Linked DNA regions of Homo sapiens: regions 2 and 3 are each linked to region 1. The links are chromatin loops, found by intact Hi-C in ENCODE. Cell type or tissue: heart left ventricle. All regions are shown on one strand. Region 1 overlaps CCDC141 (coiled-coil domain containing 141). Region 2 holds the start of LOC124906166 (small nucleolar RNA U13). Region 3 overlaps CCDC141 (coiled-coil domain containing 141).

Region 1 (8,000 bases):
ATGTTTTCCAAATAATCTCAAATGTGTGCATTTATCTGTTTAGCTCTTGCTGTGCCCTTTTAATCTCAGTATTATGTCGCAAATTATGAGAAAATTTCAGCAAGTATCTTTTTAAATATTACTTTTCTGCTATTACCTTTTTTTTCTCTTCTATACCTTCTATTAGAAGAATGTTGGAGCCTCTTGGTCTCTTTGCAGTCTCTTACCTGTCTTTGGTATTTTTTCACTATTTTAACTCTCTGTGTTGCACTCTCCATGGGTCCTCAGGGTATTTTCTCTTTTTTCCTTTTTCCCTTTGTTTTCATTCATTGATTTCTTATTTTAGAAAATATATTGTTTTCATTTCTGTGATTTCTAATTTTTTTGTGTGTCTAATTTTGTTTTATTTCTGACTTTTTGTTTCAAAGTTTCTTGGTCTTTTATTGTGGGTGTTGGGTTTTTTTAATCTCTCTGATGATCTCAGGCATTTACTTTAAAGTCATTGTCAGATTGCTGTACTTATTTTCTTTACAGCTAGAGTACATTTATCTCTTGGTTGTTGAACATATCTTGGATTTGCTTTTCTTCATGTGTTTTGAGATTTTGGATTGCACTCTCATTTGGAGTGGGAGGGTTTTTTTCTTTGACTTTCTTTTGCTTGCTTGCTTCTCTCTTTGCTCTTTCCTCCTTAGCAGCTTTGCAGTGACCACCTGGACTCATAGGACCTTCAGTCCAGCATCAAAATGTACTTCTGTTATTTGATCAGGGTCACACAAGCGTCTGTGGAGATATTGTGGCTCTTGAAGATGCAGTCAGGAAACCAGAAGAGGGCTTGAGGTGGTTCCTGATGGCTCTGCCATGTTTAATTCCATGGCCCTCATAGCTGTTGGCTGCAGCATTTTCAGCCTCCCCTAATGAGGGCAGAGAATTTCAGCTCTGCTACTGATTTCAGGAAGAATCCTAGCAATGGTACCCTTCACATAGGACATATATGTTGGTCTCTATGGCCTCATAGAAATGGAACTTCTAGCCATCTCTACATGCATCTGAACAAGAACCCAGGTGCCCTGTAGCTTCAGCCACACTTACTGCTTTCTGTTTCTACTTTGTTATCTATACATAAAACATTGTGTGTGTGTGTGTGTGTGTGTGTGCGTGTGTGTGTGTGTGTGTGTGTGAGAGAGAGAGAAATGTTTGGTGGGAGAAATTTTCAAAGTATATAGCTTAAATAAGAATCAAATTTATTGTAGAAACATATGCATTTCACTTCTACAGTATAAATGGCACTTTTTCAAAGTAGGGATGAAAACTAGAGAGCAGCAGTTGTTTCCTCAAAAATAAAGACAACCATAAACATAAAAAGACACTCTTCGGGTTCCCATTAAAAGAAGCAGCAAGCTAAAGATAAGGAAGATTTTTTTCCATCTTTAAAGTATAATTTGTCCATAGACAAAAAGAAAAATATGGTCAGCTGATCCCTCCCAATGAGACAGAGTAAGCTGTCAAGTGCTTACCATCTGGTTCAGCTCCTAATCCAGATGGGCTGACAATAGTAATTTATGAAAGGTTTGAAAGCAACTTGCCATTCTTCAGAAATAATCATTAGAACACATTAACATTGGAATTTGCTTCCCTCCTCCAGCCCCAATTTACAACAAATGCAAAGATAGGGCAACTGCTTCCATACAGTAAATAGAGCAGTCTATTCTTGAACCAGAAGTCAATACGTCTGTGCTCTTTGAGAAAAAAAAAAAAAGCAATTATTTTTCTTCCCCCTCCACTTCCCTCTATTGGCTCAATGAATAAGGGAGAGAATGTTCTCATTTGGAGTTTCTAACAAATGCCTGAAGAAGCTTTCACAGTCTGTGATGCTTGGAAAAGTCAAAGTCAACCTCAGGAATAATCTGATCTACCGCATGTTCACACTACAGACAGGCATCCTCTAATCCATTCTTACAGAGACAGCCCAAAGGTCAATCAATATTTCCAGTGCAAATCACAAAGCCACAGACTGTTAGAGCTAGAAGTCTAAGCCCATTGTTAGCCCCTCTCCCACCCAATCAGGCTGCACATGAGCAGTGTTACTTCCAAATCAGAACAAAATGACAGGCCACCACGTTTTTGGTTCAACCAAGTGTCTGTTACCCACCGTCAGTTCTTGTCTCATCATTAATTTAATAGGACTGTAAAGTAATAGGACTCATTTCTGGGAGACTGATGAGATTCTATCAATTTATTTTCAGTTCATGTAAGAATTGCTGGCAAAGAGTGGGGTCATACCTTTCTTTTGATCAGACCACCTGCCGTTCAGGTGCTGAGGAAATTGTTAATATGCATGCTATGCAGGTTTTAAAATGTTTCAGAACTTTCAAAAGGAAAGTCCGGTATCATCGTATAAAGTTTCTAATGGAAAAGGATGGAATCAGGGCTGAATGTAACCCGCAGATTAGGGTGTCACTAAGAAGGAATAGAAAAAGCCCTAGGACTGGGAATGTGATGGATATATTCTAATTGGGAATGAGAGAAAAGGAACTGGTTACTGCCCAATCAGACAGAGATGACCTAGTTATAAGGGCATAGAGAGAGGGAAATGGGAACTGGCTAGAGTAACCAAGATGAATGAAAACTTCTCTTCCCGAGAAAAGGATCTAAGCCACATGTGAGAGTGGAGTACACACAGGACGGGCAATGGTGCACAGAATGACAAGGCAGTTCAGTCTGTCCCTCTAAGGCTTTAAATAGAAGGAAGTATTGAGCCAAACTACACATGATAAATTTGGTTTAACGTAACTATAAATGCTAAAGCATACCAAAGAAGAAATTGGGCAGTCTTTGGATAGCCTAAAACTTCTACAAGTGGCCAAAAGTGCAAGTCATCATTGTTTAAAACTACTGGACACTGTTACTACGACATTTCAAATATGGTAACTGCGCATATGTTCTTCTCAATCTTTTTGTGTTTTCTTCCCTTAAATAATGACCAGAGACTATTTTATTTGATTTGAAAATGGGCATTGATATTCTACTACTTATAAGGCTATGTGTTCAGGGCTACAAGGGATATAAGAATAAATAGGACACCATTTATTTCCCTCAAAGAATTTACAACACAATAGATACACATAATAAGGCATAAATCACCACAAAATGAGACAGAATCTCCAAGGTTACTGAAAAACAGAGAGAGAGAGAGAGAGAGAGAGATCCTATATGATTGGTTGTAATTCACCTAAATTAAAATTGCAGGTTGCTAAAAAGCAACAGTTTTATGGAAGGAATGCTTGGTTTGGTTTTGTTTACCTATTTTTTGTGCTGGAGGGACCTTCAAGAAACGTAGTAATTTGAGCAAGCTACCATGACCCTCTAGTGGCCACTTTGAAAACTACAGCAGGCATTGCATTACTTAGAAAAGCCAGCCAGTTTCAAAGGAGCCTGTCAGCCAGGCCATCCCTGTTTCTATGACAGCCGAGAACACTCAACTCAAGGCAAAGTGAAATTTTAGAGGAGAAAATACTCCCTACCCCACATCATGTGTCATAGACCCAGAAAAAGCACTATGAGGTGGCAGAGTGTGACCTCTGAGATCAGATGTCAGCCATTTCAGAACTGGGCCAGTTACTGAGACTGTCTCTGTTCCTCAGTCTACTTATCTGCGAAATGGGGATAACAATCCTACTCAGCTCACAGGGTTGTTATGAAGATTAGAAAACAGACTACTTTTTAAGAATGGTGCCTTATCACAGTAAGAGCTCAATAACTGTTTTTATTAGTTGTCGTTATGGAATTTTATGGTACAAACTAAACCAATGTAATCTGTTTTTCCTTAAATTTCCTGAAGGTAACATGTATAACTAATCATGAATTTAATAAAATTATTAAGTATATAAGTCTATTCAGGTAGCAAAGAGACTTGAAATTAAATCAAGTCTTTGCTGCTTATATTAGCTGTGTGTCTCTAGGGCAAGTTATGTCACCTGTGAAGGCTCAGTTTCATTGGCTAAAAATTGAAGTTATTGCTACTTTTCTGACACTTCACAAAGTTATTTTAAGGATTCTATCAAATAATGCATCTAATGCACTTAACAAAGTGGCATGTCTGTTGCGAGAATGTATTAAATAGTAGCTATTATGACTATATGCAAATTTATAAGAAGTGTGCATCTATAATCTATATTTCCCATGACACTGTACAATTGAGTGATGCCATTTTAGAAAGAGAGTTCATTTTGTATTCAAATGGCCAAAGAGGAGGCTGGGCTCAGTGTCAGTGTTGAATTAGAGCAACATAATTAAGACAAAGTAGGGATTCAAGTGGGAAATTTGGGAGCAGGAGGGGATGCTAGAGCAAGTTCAGGTCAGAGTCAGAGAGTGGGTCTGAGTTCTGGTACTTCTGGTACCTGAGACATCATGGCTAGGACTTATAGATAACTGCAAGAAGCTGGCTAACAGTCTTATTCTTTGGAGAAGGCCAGGGAATAAAAAAGAGTAATGTGAACAGGAATCAAGAGGCTTGGCTGGAGCTGGTTACTGAGATCTAGTTTCCCCTAGGGAAACTTTCAAAATTTGGACTCCCCTCCAAGCTACAGCTTCTTGGGGTCAGGGAGGCCTGTATTCTAAGTTTAGTTGGTAAAATAGCCCCTAACTGGAATAGACACTGAGGGCATTTGGGGTGAGACCACACAGGGCAACTCAGAGGTGGGAGTGGGCACCTTTTATCTTGGCTTTTCTTTCTGAATTGTATTAATCATTTCCAAATTCCTTTTATTCAATAATGGCATTTTCTGCCATTTTCAGCTATGTTTCTTCTCTACGTGTTTGCCCATTTCCTTTCACAACCTTTGTTCTCTGTACCTTCTTTCCACAATGCCCTTTATTCAATTTATTTTTCTCATTCCAGGTTTCCATATTCTGCAGAAAACTTGGAGCCTACAGTATATAGGAAAGCTGGGCTTTTAAATGCCTTTTGAGCATATAATATTTCAAAGTCTAAAGCCTAGTCAAAATACAATTCATATTACCAATACACTGCTTTTGTAGAATTATGGAATTTAGTGTTGTTAAGAACTATTTCTTAATGATAAATGTGAAGAATCTCCTGATGTCTTGATTATATTCTTCACTGTCTCTACGTATTAAAATGCAAAATTAAATGTTTAAAATGTAACATCTGTGAAACATTATGTGCCAGGAATAAGATTACTCATAGTGGTTTCATATTTTCCTCCAATTAAACTTACCTGGGACTTCTGTGGTCCACAGGACACACCTCAGTGTTTTCCAGCTCTATAGTGGCATCGTCATCACTCCAGTGAGGTTACTTTACCTCTCGGTCATTTAGGATCTTGCCCTCATTTCATTACTAATTAAATTCATTTTTACAGAGTCATAAATTAATTATTTTGAGGTAAAATGACTGAAACCTGTACCTTGTTCTGAGCTCTTTTTAAACTCTGGGTAATTAAATTTAAGGGTTATCATGTTCATCTTTATTAATACAGTATGTGAAGGAAATGACTGAGGGGAAATGAAAGACATCAACTTCTTAAATAGTCTTAAGGATAGGTTGGAAAATTTAAGTGTTCATTCCATCAACAATATGAGGAAACTTGTTAAGATATCTTTGGACTAGAGCTAGGGTCCATCTCAAAGTTCATGCATTGTTTTAGAGGCATTTTCATTGTAGGAGCTCTCACGTCACTTTTCTTTGTCTCATGAGGCCAACACAGGCGAAAAAATGATAATGTGAGGCATGGCTTCTTTTTTTTTTTATCAACAAGTATATTTGATTTCTAATTGTTGGTGATAACTTGGTTTTCATGTAATGAATACAGCCTTGAGCATTCATAATCATTGAGAACAAGGACCTTAGTGTTATGTAAATATTTTACCCTATTAGATTAGTAAATGCTTTGTTAATTGGCTGATCCACATTTCTATTCAAAGAGCATCTTTAGATAAATGAAGTTTTTAAATAACATCCTAAGGAAAAGTCGTGGTAAACATACTGTGGCTTTGCCATAAGGTTTTCAAAATATCCTACAGAAATATTAAAAAGTAAGCCTTTAGAAAAGAAGATTAGACCTTGTTGCAAAAACCCATAACTCATCTTTTCCCTCAGGACTGACAGACAAAACAAAAGAATATAATTTTTGCTTCCTGCTATGCCGAGATGATAGCTACTTAACTTCTGTTATCCTAAAGCTGATGCCTTTTACCAACGCCTACCTAACATGAGAGCAGATCTGTTTTCAAATATTCTGTGTTCTATATTGGGGTGGAGTGAATTAACAGCTGGCTTGCTCTGTTCAGCTCTCAGGTGTCCGGCATCCATGAGATGATGGGGTGCATTAAGAGACGAGTGGATCATCTGACCGAACAGTGTTCAGCGCACAAGGAATATGCTCTTAAGAAACAACAACTAACAGCCTCAGTGGAGGGTTACCTACGGAAGGTAGTTTCGTAAACTAAAACTTAAATATCTAAGTTGGTGATAATAGATGATATGGTAGGGCAGTATGTGGGCATGGCGGGAGGACAGGGGCATGTCTCCTTAGGCTGCCCTTATGTACCACATTGGGTCCTTTAATTGAACTAAACAGAGTTGTAATTCACTGTTGTTCATCAACCATCCCTGACCCAGGTGGCCTGTCTGCGCCTCTGGCCTGAAGGTATACACACAAAGGCAGTTCCCGCTTTGCACAGTACTGTGTTAACTGAACCAAGTACAGATGGGAATAGAGTGGATCTTTCATTTGCATGGTTCTGAGCATGGTTCAAATATGCACAAGTTTCTGTTACCATGGTACCATACAACACCAGGACTGTAGACAGGTAGATAGATTGATACATAGACAGATCCCAAATATTATGAGTTTTAGGTTTTTCAAGGAATAAATTGCCATTATTATATTTTATTGAACTAGACCAGTGCAAGGCAACACAGTCATTCTGCATATAAACATACATGTGAAAATCCTCTCTGCAGAGTGAACATGATGGCTTGGTATGGAAGAATTTTACTTCCTGTTTCCAAAGGGGAATAAGACTAAGGAGCTACAATTTGACTAAATAAAAAAATTATTTATCTTTAGTAAAAACTAGTAATATCTCAGTGGCATTGATGCTAATGAATCTTGCTGCAGAGGCTTGGTCTCAAATTTTCAATGATGTTTTCGTTTGATACGGTGGACTTATATGCCTGAACTTACATGAATAGAATTAGTAGACTTCACTGGAGAAGGCATTAAATATCAATGTCTGTATTTAAATTGCTTCCTCACCTGTTATTAATCCAGAAACTTGGGGATTTTATCCTTGTTCTGGTGCCTGGGTTTAGGGAGTTTCCAAATATGGTGGCAGCTGTGGTGCTGCATTGCCTGGAGCTTGAGACCCAAGCTAATTTGGTGGCAGTGGAACAGTAGGACCTCAGCTGTTGCTGCTTGTCCTATTGCCAATTTGGAGCCAATTTGAGTCTGGGGAGTATGGACTAGAGTTAGAGCGAGGGGACAAAGCATGTAACTTGAATGGAACAGAACCCTTCAAGGGTCATTTTAGTCAATGACTCATGTCCACTGAGGATCAAATCATAGTCCTCCAAGCTCATCAATTAAATGTCCTAAGTATGTCCCTGTGTTTTACTATAACACGTCCAGGGTTTGGTGCTCCCCCAGAGTCCCTCTTCCCAAAATACTGCAATGCTCATGCTCTGGATCTTGCCTTTAAAACGTGCCTGTAAATTGGGTCCTATTCAACTCACAGATAAATTCATCTCTGTTGATGTGTTAGCAAGTGCATTATCCTTCATAGGTAATATAGATAAGTTCTTAGAGGATGTGGATGATTGCTTATATCTAATAGCTGTTAATAAAAGAAATATCTTTCAACATAAAACATTTGTTGGTAGACCACAAGTATTACCTCCTATGAAGAGCAGCGTTATTAAAACATGAAATTCTGAATATTTAAAACTATATTAGATTAATACTGATAAAATACATTTCAAGTATAATGAGAATCTATAA
Region 2 (8,000 bases), 240 kb before region 1:
ACTTGATCTTTGCTTAACCCTTTAGCTCTGTTCCCCTGAAGACCTGATTAAAAATTGGAATGTCAACTACGTTACTAGGCAATATTGCTTATAGTAAACATTATTCCAGATCTGGACTGGGAGAATTATTAATATATGATGGAAGGCATAACTTGGGGTGGGGATCCTTGAGTTTAGTGACTCATAATGGGCATAGTCCTGTGGGGTATCATGTTTTGATGCCAGAGTGTCTCCCATATCTGCCCCATACTGATCTCATCTCCTTATACCTGCTTGAGGGACTCAGCTGAAGAACTCCTGATGCTGTCATCCTGGCAAACTATAGTTCCCACCCTATATCCTTACTAGCAGACTGGTGCCAGTGGGGCCTTTTGTGGGTCTGAATGTTGGTTGATCCTAAGAAGAGTCCAAGAGGGTATTTATTACATTAGCATAATTCTAATTAGTTTTTAATTTTATTTTTGAAGTGATAAAGTGGTATATTAACTTTATAGTAGTTAATTCAGTCAGTTTTTTCAATGCTTGGGAAGAACATTAGACTATGAGTTAGAACATATGGCTGTTAGTCCAGTTTTTCAATAATGGATTATGTTATCTTGGGCAAGTCACTTAATCTGTTTGAAACTCAGTTTTCTTAAATGTTAGTTAAGAACTTTGACTGATATCATTTCTGATGTTTCTTCCAACTCTAAATCTTATGATTCTCTGATTCTCTTTTCGTAAGTTAATTTTTAATCCTCTTTTATAGAAGCATTCCAGATTTCTTTTAGCCTGAAAGATAATCAGATAGCTGAAAGCTTGTGATGCTACAGTGTACATTCTTCCACATTTAAGTTTTGAAAATGTTGTCACATTATAGCTGTGTAGTTCCAAAAGAAACATTTACTGCCTATGTGATAGAATGTAAATAATTTACATTAAAAATAATTGGGGAACTTTGGGAGGGGAAAAATAAGTTAGAATGAAAGTTTGAAAAGTTTCTGATTCTTTAAAAAATGTTATCTCAACTTTTGTTTATAGGTGGTGAACTGGCTAGAAGGGCCTGGATCAGAACAACTAAGAGCCCAGTGGGGCATTGGAGACTCCATTAGGGCCTCCCAGGCCCTACAGCAGAAACACGAAGAGATTGAGAGCCAGCACAGTGTGAGAGGCTTTTTCCTCTGCAAGTTACAATGATATTATGAACGTGGGTAATTAGTAGCATATGTGGTACTGAGTGATAAGTTGCTGCAAACTTTGGTATGGGGCATGAAGTACAGTTTGTTAAGTGCCTAGAGGTCATAAAGTACATTTTGATTACTTAGTACATGTTAATTAGAAGGTTGTTTTTGGTTTTGTCTCTAATGCAGTTTAATTATATTTTTATAGAAGCACAATTTGCATGAAATTTTAAAAGCTACAGTGACAGAAAAAAGAGTGATAATACAAAAATAGAGCTTTCATCTGTAGTCTCTGTGACAGAAACTTCTGTTTTCAAGTCCCCCTCACCCCCACTTTATTGGGAGTATATAGTACAATTAAATGCCTGAGAGTGATAGCAGAATTGCTGCATTAAACACAACTGATGGAGAGTAAGTCCAGAGGGTGCAGAATATTTTTCCATTCTCTGAGCATTTAGGGGTCCCTTTTGTATTTGTGAAAGGGGTAATCAGACAAATCACAGGTATAAAATTGGGAAATAAATAGATTCTTAAGCAGATTATAGATAATAATTGTTAAAGATAATTTAAAATTTAACAACTTGTTATGTGAAAGAAGCTGGTGTTCGTTAATCTCCTGCTCTGTTACAGTTAATTCTTCATTACTGAGAAAGAGATCATCCAGTTTGTGGACGGGGTAGCTCACCCCCCTCTCCCTAAGGTCATATTACTTTGGTAATTTAAAATAGATTAAATACAAAATTGGAAAAATAAAATTTGAATCCATTAATTCCCTTCTCCTTAGGTTGTCTTAAAAAAGGTGGTCAAAATGTTAAACTCTGGACCCAGATGAGCATTAAGTACCGTCGGAACATTAATTTCTGCAACGTTTCTTCTTTCCTCTAATTATGTTGGATAGTATTAGGAAATGTCCATTTTTAACTAAACAAGATTAAAGAATAAGTAATATGGTTTGCTTGGGAATAAATTTGAATGAATGAGTAAATCTCATCTTTACTAGAATTTAACAATATCTGATTCTTATTTTTCTTCTAAATGTATTCCATTTTGCTTAGTTTCCTCATATTGCTTTCTTTGTAATGTTCTGTAAATCAGGTATAGCAATTACTGGTATTGGCAGAAAATCTACTACTATACCCTAAAGCAGTTGTAATCTAGCTGAAGGAATAATAAGAGATATTACAAGATTTGGAATTGTCTAAAGGCACTACATATATATTCCTTGCAATTTTTCTAATTAGTACTTGTAAAAAACTTGAAAATGAAATCTCATAATTGAAAATCGATTTATTTTATGCATTTCACAGGTTCCAACATAATGGTTCTTCCTTTTATACTAAAATAATCATATTACAAACCCTGTTCCTGAGGATATAATCTTTTAATTCTCTTGGTACTTTTAAAATAATGTTTTGATTTTTTTTTTAACATGGATTGTGATTTGTTTGAACCTGGTAGACTGTTCTAGAACATGTTACTATAGTTAGAGTCTACAATTTGTTCCTCTCTTTAGTTCCTAAAAAACTGTATTTACTCTAGAACATTCTAGACTTCACCTAAGGGGATTTAGTTATGAAAGTATTCCAAAAGTTCTTTTTAGGAAGGACACATGGCACATGAGGATTCTAAAGACAGGATTTATCTATATTTTATTATTTTTTTTAAATGCCAAGATAAATAATTACAGTTAGAAATTGGATTGTATACATACTGTACTGTACTCTAAGTTTACAAAAAGACTTCAAAAGCAAATTTCATATTGCGTATAGTATGGATGAAATTGCAGATGATGTACATAGAAATTGCTATGTTCAGATGTTGGTTTTGTATTTTTAATATATTTATAAGGTTTTCAAAATCAGCTTAAAGAAACATCGCTTAAGGGTGGCCCTTCCCATGTGCTTAAGCTTACTTATAATGTGGAACCAATATATAAAACTTTTGAATTGCAAAATACCTTATAGATTATTCTAATATCTTCATCTTACTTTATAGATGAAAAAACTGGGAAGCTACGTTTTTTGATCAGTGAATAGTTGGACTATTGTTAAGACACAGATCTCTTGATACCCAGGGGGGATCCTTTCTCTAGCTGTCTCTTAGAGAAAGCTACTAAATTTTACAGATATGGTTAAGCTACAGTAGTTTTTCATTCTTGTACTTTTAATACTTAGGAATGTACATATACATTGACATCTGCATTTATAGACATGACCTAAAGAAACATTGATGGCTATCAAGAGATTTTATTTCCTTAAATCATGTGTGATATTTGGGTTTTGTTTCAGAATTGGGAGGTAGGAACAGATTGAATGGATGGGAGTGTATGTGAAACAGAATTACCCATGAATTGATCATTATTGAAGCTGGATAGGAAGGAGTTCATTACACTATTCTTCCCACTTTTGACATATTTTTAAAAAGCCAGTTGTGCTGTTTTAGCCAATAGGTGGCACTGCATTGTCACCCTGAGAATAGGTTGGTTGATGCTGGATGAATATTTTAGCTTATGATGTTTAAGATATTCTAATATTTTATTAAAAGCTTTCTTTTCTCTCTGTAACTAAGAGTTAACAGATTAAAGCATTATTGGAATTGTTCAAGTCTTGTGAAAGTATGACTAATTTCTGGCATTGACAGCTGTTAACGGTAGAATTTGAGAAAACTTTTAACATACAATCTTGCATTACCAGCTCAATGTCATATATTAAATTTTATGTCATATATTAAATTTTAGAGTCCATATAAAAGCATAATGCAGAAATAAAGCTAAAAACCCCAAATTTGTTAGGATATTAAGTTTTAATACATAGAAAAATGAAATTTCTGCCAACCTGTAGTTCTAGTTCAAGGATTGGTAATTAGAAGTTAACTTGGTTTTTTAATAGAACACAACAAAAAAAATAAGGTACATGAAAATGGTTATAGTAACTGACAATAAATTTAAAAGCAGTTTAGTTCAAAAATCTAATTTTATGTTTTGGGTTGAAGAAAGTGTGTGGTAGGAAAAGCGTGTGTGATAGGAACATCGAGGAGCATAAATATCTGAAACTACTTCAGAATTTTGTCACTATCCCACCATCTCATAGTGCTGAGTTCTGGTCTACAAAGAAACCACTTTCTCTGGTGCATTATGCAGAACAGGTCTACCTGGCGAATCAAGACTCATTTCTCCTAATGTGTAGTCTGAGTATAATCACCTTTTTAACCCGAGTTGGCACTGTTTCCTTCTGCCTACATATGGATTCACATTTCATGGTATAAAGTATAAATATCCATCATTTCACCAAGTATGCGTCACTGCCAACATGATTGCATTGTCAATCCTGACTGCTTGTGTCCTAAATGTGAACCTTCAAGCCCTTTTCTTACCATCTCAATCCAAATCCCATATATTGGTGTTTTTTTATTTTGCTATAAAATAATCATTTTCTACACAGTTAAATATACATAAGAGACAGACCGGAGAATGGCTGTAAGTGAACAAAATACACCTAAGGTTCTAGGCAGTCTACATTCTACTGGGTTTTTTTTTTTTTCTTTTCTTTTTTTTTTTTTTGAGACAGTGTCTAGCTCTCTCGCCAGCCTGGAGTGCAGTGGTGCTATCTCAGCTCACTGCAACCTCTGCCTCCCAGGTTCAAGCGATTCTCCTGCCTCAGCCTCCAGAGTAGCTGGGATTACAGGCATGCGCCACCACACCCAGCTAATTTTTGTATTTTTAGTAGAGACGGGGCTTCACCCTGTTGGCCAGGATAGTCTCCATCTCCTGACCTCGTGATCTGCCCATCTTGACCTCCCAAAGTGCTGGGATTACAGGCATGAGCCACTGTGCCCGGCCGTACATACCCGTTTTTTAGGAAGAAACATTTGGATGACTTTTTTTAAATACATGCAAATGTATTAGCCAGATTTTTTTGCTCTCCACATCCCAGAGAGACTATTTCTTTATGGCAACCTCAATCGGTAATATCAATGTCTCTAATTTCAGGTGTTAATTTCTTGAGACATACTAGTCCTCACAATGTATTTACATCCCTGGTCAGGTTGCTGGAGCCTATATTTTACAAATTCAAACCAGGAAATAATTAGCTCCACAGTGGTGATTCCTAAACCTTAACAGGCATAAGAGTCATCAGAGATGCTTGTTGAAATATATATTCCAGGGCCAACTCCAGATACTGATTTAGTAAGTCAGGAGTGAAGCTTAGACATTTTTAATAAACACCCCAAGTGGTCTAATGCTGGTAGCTCTGAAAAGTGCTATTCTAGGACTCTAATCCTTCACTGCTTTTCTCAGAATCGTTGCTATTACGTCTTCAAAGAGTTAAGCCTATTTATTTAGAGCATTTAATGATATGTAAGTACTATGAATAAGGTATTGAAATCCTTTTATATTTTAGAGCATGACAGTGATAATTTTCTGAGGTAATATTTTCTACTTTAAAATAGTCTCTGTTAACCATTATAAACTATGTAGTTTAAAAATATTCTATGCTTGTTATTGAGTTAAATCCAAACAATAACTGATAAACAAGGTAAGACAGATATTATCATCACCATTGGATATAGGAGGATTTCTCATCCTCAGCAGACTCTTGAGACTTTGGGCCAGATAAATGTCTGTCGTAAGGGCTGTCCTGCACATGGTAGGGTATTTTGCAGCATCACTGGCTTCTACTTACTGCATGCAGTGGCATCCCCATTCCTCAGTTGTGATAACCCAAAATGTTTCCAGACACTGCCACATGTTCCCTGAGTGACAAAATCACCCTCTGTTACCTACTTAATGTAATGTCAGTAAATCTACAGTGATTAATGTTTTATACCTTCAATCAATGAATGTTAATTGAGCACATACTATGTGTCATGTGTTGTTCTAGGCTTTTGCCATATAATACTGTCTTACTATATGGAATTTACATTCAAGTTGGGGAGCGGAAAGCAATATAGGTATAGATTTTAGGAAAGGCCTCTCTGAGGAGATGACATTTAATCAGAAACCTTGAAATGATGTCGAGAAGTAATCCAAACAAAGGGCAATTCAGATAGAGGACACAGCAGTAGAAACACCCCAGCACAGGAAGATGATTGAGGAACAGCAAGAATGTTGGTGTGGCTAGAGTACAGGGAGCAAAGGAGAGTCACAGAAAATAAAGTTTTAGAGGAAGTCAGGAGCCAAAACATGTAATGTCTTTTAGCCCATGAAAAGAAACTTGAAATTTATTTTAAATGTTATGTGAAGTTATTTGAAACTTTTGGACAGATAATTAATTTATGTTTTAAGCAAATCACCGGCTATTGTGTGGAAAATAGGGAACAGAGACTAGCAATGAAAATGGAAGGCGGGGGGCTGATAGATGGAGGCATTAGAAGTAATGAGAATTGATAGAAGTTGATGAGGTTGAGCCAGCAAGACTTGCTGATGAAAGAATCAGGCTTTTGGCCTTAGCAGCTACTAAGGCAGGGAGGACTGCGAGAGGAACAGGTTGGGAGGATAGTGAATCAGTGTCTTTGGTGGCAGGTTAGATTTTAGATATCTAGTAGTCATCCAGATGAAGGTGGCTAGTGGGCAGTTGGGTATCAGTATCTGGGGTTCATGGGAGGGGTCAGTGTTGATGATTAATTTGGTAATTCTTAGCCTATAGATGTATTTAGAGCCTATATTAACTTGGTAGTTCTTAGCCTATAGATATATTTAAAGCCTATATTAATTTGGTAATTCTTAGCCTATAGATCTATTTAAAGGCATGGGACTAGGTGAAGTCATCCAAACCCAGTGAGAAGAAAAGAGAGCCTCTGGAAAACTGAGCCTTGGGTCAACCTAAACTTTAAGTGCAAAAAGAGGGAGGAGAGCCAGCAAAGAAGGCTAAAAGGAGCTGTTGTGTCTCAGAAAACAAGAGAAAAGGCCATTTGAAGGAGGAGGAAGTGCTTACTTGTGCCAAATGCAGCTGTTTGTTGAGAGGTTCAATAAAATAAAGACTGAGAATTGACCATTGGATTTGTGGCAAGATGGAATTTTTTGGTGAATTTGACAATTGGTTTCAGAAGGGTGGGAAAACAAAATCCTGATTGGAATGGATTAAAAAAAGAATGAAAAATGAGAAAAGAGTAAATACAGAGAACTCCTTTAAGAAAAAAATTTTTTTTAACTGAGGTTTAATTTCAGCGTAGTAAAATGCACAAATCTTAAATGTGTATTTTATTGTTTAATAAATTACAGCTTATTTATATGCTGGTGGAAATAATCCAGTTGAGACAGAAGAACTGATGGGAGACAGAGAAGATAACTGTGAGAGCAAAGCTTTGTGTAGGCAACAGAGATAGGCTGTAATGCACAAGTGGAGTGGTTGGCCTTAGAAGAAGAGACAGGCGGCTGATTATTACAGCTCTGAGGGCAGAGCATAGGGCTGTAGAAGAACGGAGGGTTGGGGATTTGTTGGTGGGAAGATGAAAGAGTTTTCCGATTACTTCCCAGTGAATTAAGATCTTTGGCTGAGAATGAAGAAGTGAAAAGGGAATTGGAGACTGATAGTGAAAAAAACATAAATGATCATGAGAATGAGAAAGTGAATTTACTAGAGAAACATAAAAGGATTGCCAAAGACTCATTTGAGATTATTTAGTCATAACTTTAAAAAGAGATCTGTCAATCCTTTTGTAGTTTATAAGCATGATGATGGGTGCTCACACTCATCTGAGATGTGTCTCCCTCTAAGCCTTGTAACAACATCAGCACGTTACCCTTCTGATGTGAGGGAAAAGAGAGAGAGCGCTATCCACCTAGTTGTTTTTAGTCTACCCATGTTCGGCTACTCTGGTACAGGCACACATTAGGCAGAG
Region 3 (8,000 bases), 62 kb after region 1:
TTTTTTTTTTGAGAAAGAGTCTTGCTCTCTTGCCCAGTGCAGTGGTGCCATCTTGGCTCACTGCAACCTCCACCTCCGGGTTCAAGCAATTCTCCTGCTTCAGCCTCCTGAGTAGCTAGGATTACAGGCATGCCTACCTAATATTTACATTTTTAGTAGAAACCAGGTTTCACCATGTTGGCCAGGCTGGGCCTCAGCCTCCCAAAGTGCCAGGATTACAGGTATGAGCCACCATAGCCGGCCTCTTGTATCCTTTTTGTCCAATTTCAAATAATGTGTGAATCTTGCCTAACTGCTGTTGCCCACGTTGAAGCTAAAGAGTAAAAACCTATTCATGAACAAAGAAGGCAGGTGAGACCCGGTAACAAACTGTCTCTCTTCCCACTTTCTCTTTCTTATTAATTTGGCAGGATCTCCCTTCCCATTTTGTCAACATGGTTGAATTTGTGTGTTGGGGTTGTTAGGGCATGGGAATTCCTGGTTTGCTTTCTCTATTGCATGCTTGTTCATGTTAACTCTTTGGGGAGCAGAATGAGATACATATGCATCCATGGTTATGATGGAAAAAAGCATGCAAAATCCATTTTTAGAGAGAGAGAGAAAGAGAAAGGTGGGGGTGGGGGAGCACAAAGATCAGAAGAGTACTATGCTGATATTCAAGATATAGTACAGATAGCTTTCTGTGTACCTATCCATCTACCTATTCATCTGGGCTATTGATTGACTCCCACAGCAGTAAAGAATAATTACGCAGTTATTCTTCTGGTTATGTTTTAATTTCAAAAAGTTAAGTGTGATTTTCCTTTTTGCTGGGATTTCTGTCTTGAGCAAATAATTATTCTTATGAAAGTATCAATTGCAGTTACTGGTTAAAAATGTAAGACCTAGGAAATTTAAGTGTTGTTTCTATTTTAAGGTATATACATAATTTATAACCATTTACTTCTAGAGAAAATCCTGAATGGTTAGTAATATCAAAACATTTTCAACAAGAAAACTAAAATGAAAAGAAAGTTTAAAAATTACATGTGTTACAGCTCTTTTAGAATTTGTCTAGCAGGTTTTCTGGTGAAAATTAAACTCAAGATTTTCACCAGAAAACGTTTTAAAACTTCTAAACTCTTAAACAAATTATAAATACTTGATACTTTGAAGAACTGCAAAACAAAATGTTTTTAAGTTTTCATAAGGCAAAATCATTGAGTTTTCCAGCTTTGATTTTCCAATAAAAGGATGTATAAATATTTGGTGGTAGTTTTTCACACTCAATTCCAAGAGAAATTTACTGTAGGAATCTGTACATTTGAATCTCTGAATATTCTATGATATTTAAAATATTTGAACAAGATGCAGAAAATTTTTTAGCTATATTAATCAATAATGGTAACCTCTATCACTCATAATCAAGACACATACTTAAAATAGATGACTACAAGACCCTTCTAACTGCTTTGCTCAAATTTAAATTTCCTCAAGTAGTTCATAGACCCTTTACAACCTGGCCTCCCCTCTCTGGCCTCGGTTTGATCCCCTCCTATTACCCCCAACCCCTAGTAAAGTGACATTTAACTTCAGGGTTTTAACATATCATGCTCTTCTCTCCAGCCCTTTCTTCCTATAACTCTCTTACTATCTTCACCACCCTATCTTCATGTGACTTAACTCTTGCTTATGTTCCAGTTCTGCTGAGACACAACTTCCCCTGGGAAGCCTCCTGACCCATCAAGTCCAGAGTAGATGGTCCTGCCATGTGCACTGTCAGCACCTGCACTGCCCAGCCACGCCCCTGAATATACACAAAGGAATCGCAGGTTTGAGCATCAGTCTCCTCTGGCTAGGCTGTAAGAACCTTATCAGCAGGATTCATGACAGCCCTGTTGTCATTGTATTGCCAGTACCTAAGACACAGTCACACTCAGTAAACTCTTTTGAATTGAATTGTTGCCAAAGGTAAACAAAGATAAACCTAGCTTGTTTTTCTCCCCTTTTTAGAGGGAGGAGAGGGGAAATGTAAAAAGACAAAGATGATTCTCCCTTCTTATAGACAGGAGTCAATCCGAATCAGGCCCTAACAATGAAGCACTCATGAAAATCTCTCACCTCATCTGCAAAACTTGTGTGAGAACCCTCCAGACCCTCTGGGCTAGACCCTGATTGAAAATTTGAATTTAAAAATAGATGCTGGCTCCACGGACTAAAATAATAGTAAGGAGGAAAGAGGAAAGGTCCAGGATTGTTGTTCCTGGATCAATATTGTTCCAACATTTTAAAGTGTTCCAACATTTTAAAACATATGTACTTAGGCATAAATCATCATCCGGTATGAGGAACTGGATGCCTCCACTCTCTATGACTAAATCCAAACTGTCAAAACCAGAATTTATGTACTTCTTTAGAACACTACGTAAATGATCAATATTTAATTGTAGCTGGGGCTCAGTAGTCTGGGCTGTGAACAGATCTTATTTGAAACCAGTATTTCATACAAACTTGTAAATATAAAGAAAGCCAAATCCAAGAACTTAAGAGTATTTGAATTCCAAATGAAGAAAGGAAAGAATATCTTATTTTGTTCTGCTTTATGTTTGTCTTTATTCATGACCATTTCTTACTAAAAATCACCATCTGAAGCTTTTGAAACTCCTGTTGTATGCACAGCATTTTAAGTGCAGCCATGAAATAAGTTAGTTGAAACAAAATAAAATATCTCCTTCCAGTATGCTCTGATATTGTGTCAATGTAAATGCCAAGGCATGACAGACTGTTTTCCATTTATAATAAGCGGAATCTTGAGTTGCATTGGAAAGCTAAAAGATTTGCGTTGACTTAAATGAAAGTGTCCTTTTTAAAGCAAAAACAATTCATTTTCTCTGTGCTTATCACAGGAGATGAGATTTGAATGTTATCAGTTGTGCATGAATTCAACCTCAAAAACAGGAAGCACACAGCTGTGATTTTGGCCTTTTTCCATGAATCTCCACAGCACTGTTCCTTTTGATGGTGAGAGTTTGTATAACATCATGAACCATCTGAGCATCAGTGCAGGTTGGAGGCATGACCCTCCTCAGGGTGAACAAGCCTTTGTGTTGAGAGTTTGAGCATTTGGCCTGCTCACTCTTCCTTCTGTTCAACAGCAGTTTCATTTGTGTAACCCAGGACATGGCAAATCGGATTCATTGGATCCTCCTTTTTGTACCACAAAATTAACTTCCTATCTTCCTTAAAGAGCAAGAGTGCAGAAATAATTGTATAGACAAGAATGTGTGTGTATTCCCAATTAGCACAATAAAAACTGGGTGAAATCAAAATATATTTTAACCATAGGAGTAGATGAAAAAAATAGATCAAATCCAATTTTTCTTTAAACCAGAACAATAATAGTTACATAACATGAAGTTTTCTATCTGTATTCTCATGGCTGCTTGCCGTGGCTCTTTTTCCATTTAGAATGCATGTAAACATCAATACTTGTAAAATAGCAGCTCCAGAACTAGGTAATAAAATGAAATCCTTTTCCTTTGTCCCATTCAACAACAGTTCTTTTTACAAGAACTTTATTGATTCAAGCATCTACAAAATGGTATTTTTATCTTATGTATGCATTTTAAAAAAACATGCAATAAAATCTTTTGAGTATAAAAAAATCAGTGAAATATAAAGGGACCTACTTTATCCATGGCAAATTGTCTCCAACGCATATTATGCTAATGATGGCAGACAGCCACCTCGCTTTGTAATAAGTATTATGCACACCCACACACAAACAAGCTGTTGGAAAACAGAGTCAGCTGGAAATGCAGACAAGGTAGGAAACCACTTACTTGGCAGGGTCAGAAAGGGGAATATGCCCATTTGCTCCAGAACCGCTCCTCTAGCAGCTGCTGCCGTGCCAACCCTGCAGGGTCAGCCTTTGATTCAAGTGAATGCAGCTCCAGAAGGTGCCTTTTAAAATGCATTTTTATTCATTTCTATTACTCTTACAAGAGTAACAGTATTTCTTATCACATTCTGGTCTGGGTTAGTAGATTAAATAAGAATGCTTCCCCACCCAAAGAACATAATTTCTGGTGAGAAAATGGGGTCTATGGAAAGCTGAAAGATTTGTATGCTATGTTCCACTTAGGGGTGGTGACTGGGGATATGTAAAACTGGAAGGGATAAACTGGCTACGCAACACGGTGAGGACGCTGAGTGTCAGCTTTGGCTTTCAGCTTCTCTGTCTGTGTGAATTTCCTGTGGATTCTGGAAACGTTTTTAGGGAACTCCCCGAGAAGTTAGAGACCACAATAAAATGTTTCTACATGACAATTTTTGTTACCCAGTAAGAGGACTCTACCGGGTTCAGTAGTGTCAAGGTGGACCCTAAATCCATTTCCTGGTGTCTTTAAAGGGAGGCCATGGCAGACACAGAGACACAGAGGAGACACACAGGGAGGAGGCAGTACATGACACGTGACAACAGAGGCAGAGATTGGAGTAATGCAGCTGCTATAAGCCAAGGTGCACCAGAGATTGCAATCGCTGGAAGCTAAAAGAAGTGAGGAAATATATTTCCCTAAAGCCCTTGGACAGAGAATGCTTGTTTTGGCTTAGACTTTGGACTTTTGGATTTCTAGCCTTCTGAACGATGAAAGAATACATTTCTGTTGTTTTAAGCCACCCTCTTTGTGGTGCTTTGTTATGGCAGCCCTAGGAAGCTACTACAATGACCATGTTTTAGAAGAACCAATACAAGTCTCTGGTAATAAAATTCCCAGAGACCATTGCTAGACACCAGCCAGCCTTTCAAACCAGCACTCCTGGGGTGTGCTAGAATACCTCAGCTTCCTTGCTGATTTGAAGGGATCACCCTAGTACATTTCAGTCCATCAGTAACTTTTCATCTTCTATGTGAACATCACCCCCTAAGTGCACTATGGTGCAAAGAGTTCTAGAGGAAGCTGAAATTATTCACAACAGGGGTCGAGGGAGGGGGAAGGAAAGTTGTCTTTAGACATATAACCAAAGTAAGAATATATACAATATAAGGAAGGAGAATAGAGAAGTTCAAAAAATGGGATTACTAACAGTCAAAAATTAGGAAATACATGACCTAAACAGCACTATCAATCTACTTCATCTAATTGACACATAGAATATTCCATCCAACAACAGCAAAATGCACATTCTTCTCATGCTCACGTGGAGCATTTTCCAAGATAGACCACATTCTTGGCCATATATCATCCATTAAAAATTTAAAAGAATAGTAATTATACAAAAGCAGGTTTTCAGACCACAATGGAATGAAACAAGAAATTAATAACAAAGCTCAAAAATCCAGAAATACCTGTAGATTAAACAGCACACTTCTAAATAACATGTAGATCAAAAAAATCTCAATAAGGATTTTTAGATATTTTGAAAAATATGAAATTACCAATATAACTTATCAAAATCTGTGGGATGTAGAAAAATAGTGTGTAGAGGAAAATGTATAGCATTAAATGCATATATTAGAAAGAAAAAAATCTAAAATCATCCTAAGCTGTCACCTTAGGAAACTAGAGAAAGAAAAGTGGTTTAAGCCTATAGCAAGCAGAATAAAAGAAAACTTAAAAACGAGAGTGTAAATCAATGACATTTAAAACAGGAAAATAATAGAGAAAATCAATGAGACCAAAAGCTTGTTCTCTGAGCAGATCAATAAAATTGATATACTTCTAGCCAGGATAACCAAAAGAGAGAAGACACAAATTACTAATAATAGAAATGAAAGAAACTCTAAGCTCACAAATTTGATAACTGAAATGAACTAGATCAATTCCTTGAAAGACAAACTACCAAAACTCACACAAGCAGAAATAGAAAACCTGAAAAGCCCTTTATCTGTTAGAGATATTGAACCAATAATTAACAACTTTCCAAAAAAAGAAAACACAAGGCCCAGATGATTTCACTGGTAAATTACCAAACATTTAAAGGGAAAAAAATAGCCATTCTCCACAGTCTCTTCCAGAAAATAGAAGCAGAGAGAACTCTTTTTAAACTTATTCTCTTGGGTCAGAATTATGCTAATAGTAAAACCAGGTAAAGGTATTACAAGAAATGAAAACTAAAAACCAATATCTCTCATGAATATAATTACAAAAATCCTCAACACAACACTAATAAGTTAAATCTAACAATGGATAAAAAGAATCCCACACAAGACGTGGGATTTGTTCTAGGTATATACGGCTCTTTCAAAATTCACAAATCAATCAGTGAATCCACCACATCCACAGGCAAAAGAAGAAAAATAATGTAATTATGTCAATTGATGCAGAAATAACATTTGACAAAAATCTAATGTGTATTCATGATAATTTTTAAAAACTGTCAGAAAACTAGTAACAGAGGAAACTTCCTCAGCTTGATAAAGAACATTTATAAAAACCTGTAACTAACATCATACTTAAGGACATCCTCTCTTACCACTCTTATTCAATGTTGACTGGAAACACTAACTAGTGAATATGACAAGAAAACATAAAAGTTACTAAGATTTTAAAAGAAAGAAAACTAATTTGATTTACAGATATCATGACTTTCTACCTAGAAAATCCCAAAGAATCTACAAAAAACTCTTGGAACTAATCAGAGTATAGCAAAATCACCAAAGCAGAAGATCTGCAACAACTGCACTCAAGAAAAAGTTGGGAGCTGTCAGTGCAGTGATCAGGCATCTCCAGAGACCATGGCAAAGGCAGGCTGTAAGAAATTGCCCCTTTTCCATATGTTGGTTGCAGACATTATGGAAACCTGAAATCTAGTTGCGACATGTCACACTTGCTTTTTCTTGCACCTTCCTCTGATATTTTGGTGGGGGGTGGGGGGTGGGGGGCAGATTTGGGAGAGGTAAATTACTTGGAGAAGATGATGCTCAACAGAATGAGGGAATACTTGATGTGAAACATAAATCAAATTTGATCATTAACTACCATTGTCGTTATCAACAGATCAAGAGAGAAAAAATAGAAGGAAATTGTAATTACAGGATTGCTGAGCTGGGCTTTCTCCAATAATAACATGATCAAAATAAAATAAAAGAAGTCCTTTTGGCCTCTGACATCACATCCTGGAGTGGATGATTTACCAGTTGGTCATCTGCTGTGCTGCAGGAATGAATGTAGCTACTGTGGGTATGTACTTTTCTATCAGCAAGGATGGGCCCTGGCTGCTAGTATTATTTCTAAGATTTCTTCTTAGAAACCTAAGCTAAAATATGCCAACCACTGTATTACACCTTTAAAAGTAGTATTTCATAAAGTCATATTTTAGTTTGTTAATTAATTAAATGATAAAATACAAACGGCTATTTTGGCACTTTTAGTTAACTGGAAACTTTTCAATGCAACTAATTGTTTTGTATTGTCTAAATGTTAAGTATAATTATTTTCTTCATTTACATTAAACATTTTCTTGAGAGTAATTTTTGGTCTTATATGTCAATATTCTAAATTATTATGGCATTGTACTTTATTACTTAAAAGAAAACTAACTGATGTACCACAAAAGCCAAGTATTAAACTTGTATTTTATCGAAGGCCTTGTAAATATAGTAGTATAAACAGTAGAGCACTGTAAAGACCCCATCCAGGACTTATAAATGGATATACAAAGTACCTATTATAGGTTTTGTTCAAACCTATGTCAATACATTGTATAATTGCACAAATACTGATTTACTTTGAGAACCCAAAATGGATTATGAACACCATGAAAGATGGCCCAGGTTTAACAGGATGTTCCTGGACAAGTCAGGAGCACAGTCTAAGGTACAGGGGCTGGTCCTCAGTTGCAGCTGACTTTTTTTTTTTTTTTTTTTTTTTTTTTTGACGAAGTCTCACTCTTGTCGCCCAGGCTGGAGTGCAGTGGCGTGATCTTGGCTCACTGAAACCTCTGCCTCCCGGGTTCAAGCGATTCTTCTGCCTCAGCCTCCTGAGTAGCTGGCACAGGTGCACACCACCATGCTGGCT

The links. Hi-C counts contacts between places; a loop is a spot of excess contacts. Peaks named below come from ENCODE experiments on the same cell type or tissue, not always from the same donor. Only the 100,000 strongest peaks of a DNase experiment are listed, where the experiment ranks them.
Region 2: a loop joins it to region 1, with 5 times the contacts of the local background. A loop is called at or near these places in 29 of 110 quality-filtered maps.
Region 3: a loop joins it to region 1, with 2.1 times the contacts of the local background. A loop is called at or near these places in 6 of 110 quality-filtered maps.

What each region holds. Positions count from the first base shown.
Region 1 is chr2:178,886,957-178,894,956 of GRCh38, reverse strand. It overlaps CCDC141 (coiled-coil domain containing 141), which reads left to right. Exons shown (of 24, transcript NM_173648.4): 9 at 6,289-6,430. All of the region lies in intron 1 of LOC105373766 (a long non-coding RNA gene), which reads right to left. Among named protein-coding and RNA genes, the nearest start is that of TTN, 84 kb to the right of the region's middle. In heart left ventricle, CTCF peaks have their summits at 3,149 and 3,349 (motif pointing left); no DNase peak of the experiment used is centred here; H3K27ac peaks cover 867 bases.
Region 2 is chr2:179,125,447-179,133,446 of GRCh38, reverse strand. It overlaps SESTD1 (SEC14 and spectrin domain containing 1), which reads left to right. Exons shown (of 18, transcript NM_178123.5): 10 at 1,021-1,143. It overlaps LOC124906166 (small nucleolar RNA U13), which reads left to right and starts at 7,810; the gene lies at 7,810-7,911. In heart left ventricle, a CTCF peak has its summit at 3,609 (motif pointing right); no DNase peak of the experiment used is centred here.
Region 3 is chr2:178,824,476-178,832,475 of GRCh38, reverse strand. It overlaps CCDC141 (coiled-coil domain containing 141), which reads left to right. Exons shown (of 24, transcript NM_173648.4): 24 at 1-2,719. It also overlaps the pseudogene RNU7-104P. Among named protein-coding and RNA genes, the nearest start is that of TTN, 21 kb to the right of the region's middle. In heart left ventricle, no CTCF peak of the experiment used is centred here; no DNase peak of the experiment used is centred here; H3K4me3 peaks cover 994 bases; H3K27ac peaks cover 2,661 bases.